Regions from separate parts of the Mus musculus genome. Here region 2 is linked to region 1. The links are chromatin contacts, found by Hi-C or POLR2A ChIA-PET in ENCODE. All regions are on one chromosome and are shown on one strand. The core of a region is the stretch at or near the end of the contact, and the rest is flanking DNA. Distances in the headings are between cores, read along the strand shown.

What was found. A loop is a pair of places that touch in the nucleus more often than their neighbours do. ChIA-PET counts read pairs that join two places held with the same protein, here RNA polymerase II (POLR2A).
Region 2: a loop to region 1 is called in a map of regulatory T cell, with 2.3 times the contacts of the local background. The contact joins the promoter of Slc25a12 here to the enhancer-like site in region 1. A Hi-C loop is called at or near these places in 4 of 37 maps with a recorded cell type or tissue (adrenal gland, gastrocnemius, heart and 1 more). POLR2A ChIA-PET finds 5 or more read pairs at or near these places in 5 of 5 experiments (Patski and embryonic stem cell).

Annotation. Positions count from the first base shown.
Region 1 is chr2:71,322,882-71,329,869 of GRCm38, reverse strand. Slc25a12 (solute carrier family 25 (mitochondrial carrier, Aralar), member 12) reads left to right here. Exons shown (of 18, transcript NM_172436.4): 5 at 5,755-5,894. Among named protein-coding and RNA genes, the nearest start is that of Slc25a12, 41 kb to the left of the region's middle. Within about 2 kb of position 1,377, at least 1 of the 3 ENCODE cell types and tissues checked has a DNase peak (open chromatin) inside an H3K27ac peak, as active enhancers do; it is gastrocnemius, where a contact is called at or near this core.
Region 2 is chr2:71,361,795-71,369,205 of GRCm38, reverse strand. Slc25a12 (solute carrier family 25 (mitochondrial carrier, Aralar), member 12) reads left to right here and starts at 1,451. Exons shown (of 18, transcript NM_172436.4): 1 at 1,451-1,693; 2 at 2,626-2,679. The coding sequence starts at 1,682.

The DNA of each region.
Region 1 (6,988 bases), core at 128-2,627:
TGCCTTGCATTGATCTTAAAAACTTTTAAAGAAGGTATTTATTGCTCTAACACAGATTGGATTCTAAAATCAATGAACATAATCAGAAGAAACTCTTACTTGTTTACTAATAAACATATATAAAACATGCTATCTGCTCTAGAATTTCTATTAAACTCTTGTGCACATTGCACTCCAATGGATTTCCTAGGACCGGAAACTGGTCCCCCTGAGCTTTCCCAAGGACACACCCATACTGCACAAGCCTTCTAAATCAGGAATGCCTTTGATACAGTACTGTGTTGTCCAGGTTGTACAGGGTACAGCAAGTAAAAAATGTATTCTGCACTTGCCTTTTAAGTGGACTCCCTTCTAAGGGGAAGCCATAACAACAGTTGTTATTCCAAGTGTCAGGACATGGTAGTACATGTGCCTTTTCTCTGTGGAGAATAACTATAGACGTGGATAGTGTGAGAGTCTAGTGGCCATAGACTATGATCATTTGGTGTGCAATAGAGGCACACGGGTATTTGATTAAATCAGGAAGAAAATTTAAGATGCTTTGTATTGCTTTCCGGCATCATAAAGGACCATTTTGAATAAAATACACAAGGCTACTAAAGTAGCTTAGAGTTTGACATTAAAGGGGAGTATTGGCAGGGTGTTATGCCACGTGATAGTAGACTGTTAGGGCTTGTAGCTTCTGTGATGTTCTTTAACTATGAACTCATCTTTCCTGAGAAATGAACCTTTATGTATATTTGGCAGCAGGACTCCTCTATTTGACTGATCACACAGTAATCCCTTCTGGAGGTAGGTAAAGGGTTAACACTTCCCCTACAGAGTGCCTGGGGAGTTCACCTAGGATACTAATTCCTTCCTGGAAGTAGAGGGGAAGTAGAGGCGGAAGCTGAGGGAGTCTGCATGCTGAGGCCGGTTGGTCGGGACTTCCTCCACCACTTCCCGGTGTTGATCTTTTCTGTTGTTACATTGTTGCTGTTTGTTTTCTTTTCTGGGCTCCTAGTTGTTCCTCCTCTTTCCTCCCAATTTCTCCTGCACTGAAAAGCACATCCACACGTGTCACTGTCCTGTCTTTTCCGTTGTACACTGTAAGGATAGTCACCACTTACCCCAGGTATCCAAAGGGCCATTCTTGACTTCACCCTAAGAACTATGCAGGTGAAACCAAGCTGTTTGAGGAAAAAAAAAAATTCCCTTGGCAATAAAGACTGCTCCGTCTCAAGCCTTTAAGTTGGAAGCAGCGGCTCCTGCTGGAATCCTTGAAGTCAGATGTCAAGCTGGGCTGATGGTAGGCGGGCTGTGTCACGGGGCTGATGGCTTGTATACCTACAGGAGGAGTTCTCTGGCCACAGCGTTGGTACAGCAGCTCCTTCAAGGCTCAGTCACGGAGCGGGCACGGTGGCAGGCTTGGAGAAGAGTGCCAGCCCCGGTCAGAGGTAATTTTGTACTGCAGAAAGGTGCTGAAGACCTTGCAGGAAGCGTCCCTAAGAACCAGGGGAGGGATAAGGGGGGGCATGAGATGGGGAGACACAGTGGGGGTTGCCGGGGAATCAGAAACCTCTGTTAAGACATATTTACATAATATGCTTCAATGTGTATTTCACCTAGTCCAGTCTTCATAAGTGACTGGTACAGCTAAACTGACTAATAGACTTTTTTTTTTTCGGGGGGGGGGGGAAGCATTTTTACGTTATCACATTCTCACCTTTACCTGCTCTCCAGACAAATCACGCGCTCCTCTCCTTTTGAGCAAAGAGAACATAATGGCAAGCTACTTTTGTTATCTGGCCCCAATTCCCCCTTCAAAGGAATTATAAAGCTCATTTTTCCCTAAGCCCATGTTCTCTGCAGGAAGTGAAAAAATGGTCTATTGTTTTTCCTCTGTCAGAAACATGAATGGACTTCCTGTTTCTTCCAGTAGTGCCAACCTAGTGTAGCCTCCTGGGTCATGATCTTGCTGCCAAGATGTGCTAGTCACGCCGGGCCAGAACTGTGGCCTCAGAAATAGTACTAATACAGAGTGCTGTTTAGGGCTAAAGATCCTTGTGTGCCACTGGAAGATGGGATTTTCTTGGGGTGGGAAACTTGATACACAGAGAGATGGATCAGGGATGCTCAGGGTTCATGGTGGTCTCCCCTCTCAGGTCATGCAAGACTCAGGAAGATAAGGGCAGCAGCTGATGGAGCCATTGCCTCGTGCAGGAATACGCTTCTTGGTTCTAGGACTTTTACATCGTTGGTTTTTGTTAACACATCCCAGGGGCAGAATAGTGGCTACTATAAATTAAGTCTCCAGTAGTTCACTAAATCGTCTCTGTGACATTCCTGAGCCAGCTTCAGGCGACAGTAATAGAATAGGGACAGATTGGAGATGACATTTCACGAGGTGCTGGATAGGTTCACAGTCTTATTAGCCCTAGTCACTTTAGTTGAGCCTGGGGTGTTACAAAAAAAAAAAAAAGGACTGAAAGTGTGATGGAGTGGTTACTCAACGGGGATGACGTCACCATGAAACCATACACAGAGCTGTCAGGGGGAACATTTGGGGAGAAGTAGAAAATGTCCGAGTACAATTTGAGAAAAATGCTACTTCTGTATTTGAGAGCCTGCTATGACTAATTTAGATCATTATCTTAATGGCTCGAACAGCGTCTAAGTTCTGAGACAGCTAGGAAGTTAGTAAGAAAGAACTTCCCATTTAAGTTTTTATTACAGGGCTCGTTCAGCTCCGTGATGGAGTGCTTGCTTAGCATTGGCGGGGCATAGGGTTGATTGTTAGCCCACTTTAATGAGGTGTTTTTATCTATAAGGATTGTTTTCAAATATGCATTATAAGTCTAGTTTGTGAGCCTAGTATGGTAGCTCATGCCTGTAATCCCGGCCATGAGGCTGTGAAGGAGGAGGATTGCCAAGAGTTCAAGGCCATACTGGGTGACAGACAGTATGAGGCCCTATTTCAAATAACAAAACCAAGCCAAACAAAATTATGCTAGGCCGGATAGTGTCAGCCTATAATCTCAGGTACTTGGCAGCTGAGGCAGGAGGATTGTAAATTCGAAGCCTTCTTGGGCTTCAAAGTAAGTTCAGGCCCAGCCTAGGCAACCCAGACCCTGTCTCAAAAAAGAAGGTGGGGGGGGGGGGGGCAGTGCTACAGGTAGCATAAAGCAGACAGCAGTAGCAGGAAGCTTACCTAGCATGCTCAAGGCCCTAGGTTCAATACCCAATACCACAAATAAATACACAGATAAATAAACAAATAAACAAATACAATTTAGTAAATATCCTTTTGGTAATGTCAGAAAAAAAAGTTGAAGCCATTGAATTTTGTTTGTTTGAAGGGTTCTGAGTCTTTGAGGCTGTTTTGCACTTAAGATTCTGATAGTTTCTTTCTTTTTTAAAAAGATTTATTTATTTATTATATATGAGTACACCGTCACTGTCTTCAGACCCACCAGAAGAGGGCATCGGATCCCATTACAGATGGTTGTGAGCCACCATGTGGTTGCTGGGAATTGAACTCAGGACCTCTGGAAGAGCAGTCAGTGCTCTTAACCACTGAGCCATCTCTCCAGCCCAGAATCTAATATTTTCAAAACATATAAAAGGGATCCAGTTTTAACTGCTGTTACATAAAATCATGCAGATAGCTTTCTTCTCCTTTTGTTTTAGAGATAGCATCATGCTAAGTAAACTCAGACCTGCTATGCAGCAGTAGATACATTGCATATTAAATAATTGAACGTTCTGAGTTACAACTTTTAAAACTAAAAGCTACTGTGAAATAGCTTCCTTTCTTTAGCCACCTTAGCATAACTTCATATTTGCAATGACTTATTCTTATTCTGCATTTCATTGCATTTTTTAATCTTTTAAGTACCTTTTTGTTAGACTTGTTTTGTATTTGGGACATGGTCACACCTTGTAGCTCTGGCTGACTTGGCACTCTTTATGTAAACCAGGCTGACCGTCAGTTGACAGAGATCCTCCTGCCTCTGCCACCCAAATGCTGGGATTAAAGGCCAGCATTACCATGTCTGGTTGGTTTGACTTCCAAAATAAGCAAACTTAGGTTCTTTTGAGAATAGAGTGATTAATTATATTAGATGGCTCCTAAAAATATTCATATTAATTAATTAATTATATTAGATGGCTCCTAAAAATATTCATATTAGCACCCCATATTCTAAACTTTTTACAATACTTACTATTTTAATTAATTTATAAGCTTTAATATATTTACAACCTGAAACTTTATTTACATCCCCCTTCATCCCTCTTGAGTAGAGGATGATGGGGATTAGATCCATGATCTCGTATATGACAGGCAAGCATTCTACACAGGCTACATTCCCAGACCCCAGCTTCAAGGATGGTCTTTTGTCTTGGTTTGAACCAGAATCTCATGAATCGATATTGAAGTCTTTTCAGAATAGAAACCCCATGCAATGTTTAGCTTATGTTTATTTAAGATGAATATACTTGACAAAGGTTGAAAACTCTGAGATCTTGTTGCTACTTAGCTAAGAAATCTTGCATCCATTGAGAGAGAAGATGAGAATCCCGTCTCCCCAGTGACATTAGGAGTAGTTCCGCCCAAATGCAGCATTTTCATTAAGAAAAAGAGGTACATAAAACAAAGAGAATCCATTACTCCATTGCCAGTTCTGAGACTAGCGTTGTATTCAAAGACTGTCAAAATCAGAGAAAACAACATAGTTAGAGGCAATTGTAAAACATCAAGCCTATGTTTACTAATTCTCTAGGATAATTGATAGCTATTGATGGTAAAACTCTTACACTAATAAAATTGGCTTAAATTGGAAAATAATTTAGTTAAAACATTACTAAAAAGGCTCCTGCTTTCTTAACTTTGCTAGTGATTTGGGGGGGGGGGCATGAGCTTCTAAATTAGACTACCCAGTCTATGCTTGTTAAAGTACCAGTCATTTGTGAACCAATTTTCATAATAAGAAAACTGTAAGAAAGTGAATGATCTCGCTGGTGCATGAAGACAAGCAACGGAGTTCTGGTTGTATCTTACAGCGTGACTGGTACCTAATGAGAAGTTAGCATGCCGTGGATGGTTCTTCATTGACAAGTGGATCACTAATTTCACTTATCTTAAAACATTTTTAATAGTTCAGACTAATAATCATGGATTTTAGGGGGATTTCAAGGCTTTGTGGCAAGACCCTATTTTTGACACTATCAGCTTTTAATAAGGTGCTTTACTGCCGAGCTAATGATACGCTGTTGGTAGTATTTCTTATAGCTATCTTCAATAGTCATATTCAGGCTAGTGTGAATGTAATAATCATGCCTCAATCAAACCATACTTAGTATGACAAATATTGCATTATACTGTAATTTAGGTATTCACGCTTCTGATAAAAGGCTTAATTCGACTCCTTGAGGAACCAGGGAAACACTATTGATTTTATGCTGGAATGTAAAGTAGCAGCTATTTATATTGCAAGATAGAAATCGCTTCCTAATTAAAATTAAATCAAGAGAAATTAAGAATCTCATGGCCTTATATGTAGCAGTATACAATCTTAAGTGAAAAATTATACTTTGTATCAGTTGTGCTCCTGCATGGGTTTCTGGGCACAAAGAGATTTGCAGTTCCTCTTGGTAGAAGCAGCCGGTCTTGACTTTTTAAACGTTTCTCAAGTCTCCTCTGTAGGAGCATTGCAGTGGATTGGATGATTCATTGATCAGCAGGACTGATTCGGTTTTCTTTTCCCTTTTAAGAAAATGTCAAGGAGATTTTTGGGCAGACTATTATCCATCACCACATCCCTTTTAACTGGGACTGCGAGTTCATCCGGCTGCACTTTGGGCACAACCGCAAGAAGCACCTGAACTATGTGGAATTCACTCAGTTCCTCCAGGTAGGCGCCCTTCTGGGCACTGGCATTGTCTAGTACAGAGATGGAGGAAGTCCCCATCTCACCCCCATTCTTCATTCCCCTCTCATGGAAGCAAGCTCTTTAAACTCATGCAGCCATTTTCTTTCAGCCTGTACGTGCATTCATGTAAGTAGTCAGCTTATATTATCCCTTCTTAATTTTTCTGCTTAAAGAAAAATGTTGGTTGAGTTCTAACTACGTGAGATTCGGAGTTCTTTTGCCTCTCACGGCCAAGCACAGTCTCGGATATTTTCCACCTTCAACCTTTCTATAATTATGTCACAAGTTTATTTAGATCAATAGTCATAGGATTGACTGTAATTTCATAGATACAAAGCCCTCCATACCTATGGGCTTTGCATCTATGGAACCAAGAAACTACAGATAGAAAATACTTAGAAAAAAAGTTGCATCTACGTTGAACATGTAGAAACTTTTTTTCTTGTCATAATTCCTTGAACAATAAAGTATAATTCATTTACATAGTATTCACACTGCATTAGTGGGTTTTTGTTTTGTTTTTCTTTTCCTTTTCTGAGATAGAGTTTCTCTGTGTAGCCCTGGCTGTCCTGGAACTCACTCTGTAGACCAGGCTGGCCTCAAACTCAGAGATCTGCCTGCCTCTGCCTCCCAAGTGTAGAGGTAGATTAAAAGTGTATGTCACTCCCTCCCAGCAGCTTTAAGTATTATAAGTAGTATAGAGATTATTTCACATCTATAGGAGGGGCTGGTGAGATGGACCAGCGGGTAAAGGCAGATGCCAGCAAGCTTGGTAACCTGAGCTTGATATATTAAAGTCATGTAGTGGAAGGTGAGAACTGAATCTCGCAAGCTGTCCTCTGACCTCCCATGTATACCAGGATGCACACACACACACACATGCATACAGAGAGGGGGGAAATATACTAAACAGTAAATGCAAAAATGTAGGATGTGCACAGGCTATGTGGAAGAGATGGTTTAAAGTATATGGGGAAACATGAGTAGGCTCTCTGTAAATAGTGACCCAAGGGACACCTCTAATTGATGACTAGAATTATTGATTTGTTTAGGATGTCCAGGGTTTGTTTATTTTT
Region 2 (7,411 bases), core at 202-2,701, 39 kb before region 1:
TTCCCTCTCACAAAACCCATGTCGAGTGCACTAATGATCAGTTTTAAACAAGTCAACCATGTTTCTTTTAAAAAGACTTATCCCCTTGCCTGGTCTCAAAGATATTGAAAAGTGAGCACACGAAGCCTATAACTGGTGGGTGGGAATAAAGGCAATATACTACTACAGGAGACATCATCAGCTTGTTACAAATTTTCTTGTAATAACCCAGGGATAATCAAATATTGCAACATTTAAGTATGATTGAGCCAAGGGTATGATATCTACAATATGTAGGATTGCTATTTAGTTTTATAACTTAAAATGGTCTATGATAATGGTGGCAAAGAAGGTCTTTGCAATAAATAACTACTTATACACATACTTCATATGCATATATGTGTATTTATATCCACACTTTACAAATAGGACCATGTCTAGCACATGGAGGATTTTAGTAAATATTTGGGTGAATATCAATATGAGAACTAATAGGATCTTTTCTCCCCTTCTTTTTTTTTTTTTAACAATTTTTAATTTTATTCACCTTAGTGCTTAGATGAAATGTGGAAAATAGGTGTTGATTATCTTTCTACCTTTAATGAGTTCTGAGGAGCCTCAGACTGAGCTATCACCTCGGATCCGCACCCCTCTTCCCCCTCCACACACCCCCCCCCCCCCGCCTCCCTCCCTTCCCCTTTCTTACTTCTCCTCTATTCCTTTCGTTTTTCTTTTCTTTGAAGACGCGTCTTATGCATCCAGGCTGGCCTCTAACTCTTATGCAGCCGAGGATGACATTCCGATTATCCTGCCTCCATTTCTCAAGCCTGGGGATTACAGTCGGATACTACTTCGCCAAGATAGAGTTTATGTGCTACTGGGCATAGAACCCGGGACTTCCAGCATGTTAGTTAGGCACTCCAGCAACTTAAGCTACTTGCCTGGCCCTCACATATCTTAATGGCAAGCCTCAGTTTTAGAGACATTAATTTAGCTTAAGGCAGGGCTGGGAATTCACAGAGGAATTGTTTCCTGTAGAAGAGAAAGTCAGCATAGCAAGTACCAGCTCCAAGATAAATAAAGTTGTTTTCTATATACATTGTACAAAGAATTTGGGTGGTTAAGAGAGTGAAGCGAATCTATTAATAAACCATTAGGGATATCCCAAGGAATGTTAATTCAGGAGCATATTTCTGAAGTTATGTTTACTTAGGTTTTCCCTTTAAAAAACCTAACTAATCATTTTCCTTATCAATATTTGTCACTGGTTGTCATAAACTCATTATTAATGGGACAAGCTCTCATATGCTTCCAACCTTGCTCAATACAGGCCCCAAGTGTTCCTTTAAGCCCCAAGAGGGAACCGACTTTGGCTGAAGCCGGTGCCCAAAGCCACACCCACTGCCAGGCCTTGGGACTTGGGGCTGGCCCAGAGGAGCCTCTGCTCACACTGCGCGTTGGAATCCGGCGACCGGAGCTCTGGTGTCCCCCGCAAGAGGTGCGACTGCCCCGCCGGCCCGCTGATGGATCAACCAAGGCCACTCGGTGCGCACCACCGACGCGCTCTAGCTCATTTGCATATAGACGGGCGCGGCGCTGCGACAGGAGGGAGCGCGGGCGCGGCCCCGGGCCGTGGCGCGCGCGCGCCCTGACAGCTCGGCCCAGCTCGCTCACTCGCTCGTTCCCGGCTTCCGAGCACAGCATGGCGGTCAAGGTGACTCCAACTCTCTGCTGCTGCTTTTATTGCATAAGAGACGTTCCAAGGGCCCCGAGTGCAGCCCCCCGCCTCTTTCCGTTGCTTTCTTTGCCTGGTTCTTAGCCAGTGCGTCCCGGGGCTCTAGATTGCGGGTGGAGAGCTGTGCTGGGCTTGGACCGGAGCGAAGAGGATGCCCGGCTGGGGGAGGGGAAGGAGGAGGGATCGTGAGTTGGAGGGGCTCCTGAGGACCATGGTCGGGAGGAGGAAAAGAGTAGTGTTTTGTCCTAGGTACATGGGATTGCGAGCACAGAGTTGGAGAGCATCAGAGAGGGACTGAGAGTCAGCGGGCAGGAGAACCGGGGATACCCAGGGCATCCGCGGTGGGGGAGGGGGTGGGTGTTGTCATTTGGGGCCACAATACAGCCCAGGGCACTGGTTGACATTTGCCTGGCAGGTTGTCAGATGTCGAAAGTATCCGTATTGTGGCAGCTCTCAAGGTTTAGGTCAGATGGAGAAAGGGTCGCCAAGATGACGATGTACTGTTTCTGCTTTCCACAAGAAAGGCTGCTAGGCCCGGCTATTAATTTGGCTGTTTTACATCTCCTGTTGCTCCTCTCTTGAGGCTCTCAGGATTTGTAGCTTGGTGGTTGCTACTGTATTGCTAGTAGTTGTGGAATAAAGTAAACGATTACATTGGTTTCCCTTTCCAGTTCACAGGAAGTGCCGTCTGTAATTTGCTCTATCTTGCACTATTCACACCCTTTTCTCCCACCCCTTAGCCGTAGATCTCCGGTTTGACAGGTGTTATCAGCAATTAAGCTTTGGGTTTGTTTTTAGACTAAATGACCTTATGAAAGATAAATGAGTTGTTAGCAGATGTAAACTATAATCTAAAGAGATTATGTGGTTTCTAGCTAAGCATTAACCAGTCATTCCCCCCCCCCCCTCAGGTGCATACAACCAAACGAGGTGATCCTCATGAGCTGAGAAACATATTCCTCCAGGTAAGTGAAAGAATTTTACATCAGGGAAAGAATGGGAAGAACATGATCGTTATTCCTCTTTAAGCTCTCTAACTTTGAGAAATGCTCTTCTCACAAACATGAGTGGAGGATGTCCTTTGTACTTGGTTTGTTTTGGTTTTTTTTTGAGACAGATTTTCCTTGTGTAGCTCTGGCTGTCCTGGAACTTGCTTTGTAGACCAGGCTGTCCTGGAACTCGGAGGATCTACCTGCCTCTGCCTCCTGAGGGCTGCGATTGGCTCTATACCCGGCCGTTTGTACTCTTAGTAAGAACGGATTGGAAAATTTTTCTTTCTATTGGGGATTGATATGAGGTTTTCCTGGAGTTGCTCTTTTTGTTTGCATGACTTAGGATGACTTATAAAATTTTCCTTCTCATAAATGTCTATGACATTTGTTGCACAGATAATTTATGACTATTGTAGTTGCGCTTTCTCCTCCCACTTATTGCAACCATAGATGGGGATGGGGGTAGGGGTTGGTACAACATGTTTGCTTTAGATTCTTTTGTAAGGAGGCTGGTAAGATGACTCAGTGGATAAAGGTGCTTTACCCAGAACCCATATAAATATCGAAGGAGAGAACTAACTATATAAAGTTGTCCTCTGACTTTCATATATCTGTGCATATGCACCAGTGCTCACACATCTGCTCCTTATAATAATAAATTATTTTTTAAAAAGGGGTGGGGAGAGATGGCTCTGCAGTTAAGAGCACTGTTCTAGAAGACCTGGGTTGGATTCCCAGCACCCATATGGCAGCACTCAGCCATCTGCAGTCCAATTCCAGGGAATCTGTCATCTACTTCTAGCCTCTGAGGACATCACATCACATGCATGTGGTGCATAAACATACACACGTTAAAAAAACGGAAGTCTTGCCGGGCGGTGGTGACACACGCCTTTAATCCCAGCACTTGGGAGGCAGAGGCAGGCGGATTTCTGAGTTCAAAGCCTGCCTGGTCTATACAGAGTGAGTTCCAGGACAGCCAGGGCTACACAGAGAAACCCTGTCTCGAAAATACCAAAAAAAAAAAAAAAACCCAAAACAAACAAACAAAAACAAAACAAAACCGGAAGTCTTGTAAGGATTGACCTTAAAATACCTTACTTATGTTAAGCTTTTAGAATCAGTCACCTGACTACGCCTAGTTTTTTGCCTTTGCTTTCTTAAATTCCTAAGGTATTTTACTAAAAGTTATGTTTTTCTTGGAAGAGCTGTTTTTTAGAATCTTGTATTCTGGCTGTGGAGTCTCTGTAGACTGTTAACCTCGGGCAGGCTCCTTCTGGGTATTATTTTCCACTGTAAAATGAAAGGTGACCTTCAAGGTTGCTTTCCATTCCAAAAGTCTGTGATTCTATCTTAGGAACAGATTCTAGCGTCTGCTAATGAGTCTAAGCTGGATAGCACTTCCATCCGGGACAGGTAGTTTCCTCAGGCCTGGTGGGGAGGAGGAGGCTGCATAGGTGACCACACACAGTGTAGTTTATGAAAGAGAATTGGTAAAGGTCAGGGATAAAGTGTTTCTCTACCTTGCTTTAGCCCTGCATTTGAGTGTTAGCACCAAAAGAAAACAAAAGAGAATTAGAAAAATGAGAATTATTTTTAATTTTTATGTTTTAGACTAAGGCTTTTTAGGTAGCACAGCCTTTCTTTCTTTCATATGTCTTTGTTTATTGGAGACAGGGTGTTACCATGTAACTCTGGCTGCCCTGGAACTGTTACACCAGGCTGACTTCAACCTCACAGAGATCTGCCTGGGGTACCTTGAACTTGTTTGATCTTTCTGTCTCAAGCCTCCTGAGTCCTGGGATTATAAGTGTGTATAACCTTGCTTCTTAGGAGCCTTGAGTTTTACAAAGTGTATTAAAAGGATCCTTTCTGGAACAAAACTAGTTATAATAGAGCCTCACCATTTGTGTGTTAAGACCTTTGTTCCTTACAAGTGTTGTTTGGGGTTCACAAAAACATATTAGTATAAGCCCTGTACTATGATTAGGGTCAGTTGTTTGTGGAGAATTTGTATACTATAGCTAATTTTATTTTCTGGTTACATATGGAAACAATCAGCTGAGATGCTCTATGATGTAGTAAGAAGAGTACAGGTATCAGGAACATGTGTATCCCTCACCCCAAGTTCAAGGATGCCCCCAATGTAGACCAGGCTGGCCTTGAACTCACAGAGATCTGGATGCCTTTGCCTCTCAAATGATGGTATTAAAGATGTACATCATCACAGCTGGCTTTTTTTTTTTTTCCTTAAGGAAGATGGGTTTAATTCGCAGGCCTCGGTCTCTATAGCTCCCTATCCTTAAGCGAATTATTTAGACTTTCCAGGTTTCATCTTCTCATGTGGGACCCGGTAAAACATAAGGAAATGGGAACTGATGTCTTTTCTTTTCTTTTTTCTTTTTTTTTTTTTTTAAATTGAGATAGAAGGTTTTTTTTTTAAATTTTTATTTATTTATTTATTATATGTAAGTACACTGTAGCTGTCTTCAGACACTCCAAAGAAGGAGTCAGATCTCATTATGGGTGGTTGTGAGCCACCATGTGGTTGCTGGGATTTGAACTCCGGACCTTCGGAAGAGCAGTCGGGGTGCTCTTACCTGCTGAGCCATCTCACCAGCCCCTGATGTCTTTTCTAGTTTTAGAAATTCTATACAGAAAAGAAAATGTGACTCATTATTCATTTGTTACTGGTTTGTGTGTGTTGTTCTTTGGGCTGGGTAGTGATTGTCGGAGCTTGGAAAGCTCATAACTATGCTATTTTAGCTTTTCATATACTTTTTGTGGTATCTTTTTTGCACATTATTATTATTATTTTGTGGTGCTGGAGAATCAAACTCATCATATATATTAGGTAAATATTATACCACTGAGTGACACCTTACTTCTTTAAATATTATTTTGATATTGTCTTTATTTTATTTTTGTACAGAAAACTTGTGGTTTATTAATTTATATTCATCATTAAACATAAAGTAGTGACTCAAGCATTATTATTGTTATTATTAATAGTATTATTATTTTATTTGTTCATTTGTTTTTCTAGTCAGAATCTTGCTACATAGCCCAGGCTGGTCTGATTCTCATTATGAAGCTCAGGCTAATCTTGAATTCATTGTTCAGATTACAAACAGGAGACACCATACTTGGCTTCTGCAGTATTGGAAGGCAAGAGAGAAACAGTGTAGAGTTGCTTAGTCCCAGGAAAGCATAAAACTGCTGGAAAGACTTTGTATCTAGTTGGAGCAACTTTTTGTTACCTTCTAGCATATTAAGATTTTATTCCTGGTGCCAGGCGGTGGTGGTGCACACCTTTAATCCTAGCACTTGGGAGTCAGAGGCAGGCGGATTTCTTAGTTCGAGGCCAGCCTGGTCTACAGAGTGAGTTCCAGGACAGTCAGGGCTACACAGAGAAACCCTGTCTCAAAAAAGAAAGAAAGAAAAAAAGATGTTATTCCTAGTTTGTCTACTTCAAGCTATGTTACTTAAAACAATTGGTTACTTGTATAAAAAGTTTCATTATAGATCCATATGGCTTTTAACATCTTAGATAGAATAAACAAAAAATAGGCCAGCTACAGTTTTCTTTAGTATTAAGCATATTTATCACATATGTTTTTGCAAATTAAGCTTATGTCTGTATGAGCAACTGTGGGAAAGTGGGCGTGTACATGCCACAGTGTGTGTGTGGAAGTCAGAAACCAACTTTCAGGGCTCAGTTCTTTCCTTTCTTTGCTTTTTTTGGTTTTTTTTTTTTCCGAGACAGGGTTTCTCTGTGTAGCCCTGGCTGTCCTAGAACTCACTTTGTAGACCAGGCTGGCCTCGAACTCAGAAATTCACCTGCCTCTGCCTCCCAAGTGCTGGGATTAAAGGCGTGCACCACCACGCCCGGCTCAGTTCTTTCCTTTCACAGTGGGCTCTGGGCTATGAACTCTGGGCTATCTGCTGAGCCATCTTACCCTTCAAGGATATTTACAAAGCTCTATTTGTTATGTCCTATGCACTTGCATTTCATTTAGTAATAATCATCACATTGAATAATTTGATAGTAGTTGAAGCAGAGGACTGAGCCAAGACTGAACGACCGCTCTCTGAGGCCTGCTCCCTTTCTAATGGACTGTGGTTGAGGAAGTCAGAAACCATGAAGGTGAAGACATGGCCGGATATAGAACAGTTAGTTGTGTTGGCTTGTCTAGAATGGAGGTTCATGGAATAATGGCAGTGGTAGCTGATATTTTTAAATCAAATAGAGAGTACACTAGCTCAGCGCTCCAAACATATTTTGTTGATGTTATGCTCTTATGAGGTAGACTTGGTAGATCTGTTATGTAGATTAAATTAAATGGCTTGGTTAATGTTATTGAGTTTATAAGGGAAACTCAAATCAAGTGAGTTCTTTCTTTAAGATGAGCAGATTTAGCAGGCTGTTGGCGCATGCCTTTAATCCCAGCACTCAGGAGGTAAAGGCAGGTAGGTCTTTGATTTCAAGGCCAGCCTCCTGGTCTACAGAGTGGGTTCCAGGACAGCCAGGGCTACACAGAGAAAAACAAAACAAAGCATAGTAAAGCAAAACAAAACAAAAGCAGCTTTAGTGGATCCAGCATTCATGAGGCAGAGGCAGGCAGATCTCTCAGGGTCCTAGGTCAGTTTGGTCTTCCTCTCAAGTTCCAATCCAACCTGGAACTTGTGGGAGAAATTTTATGGG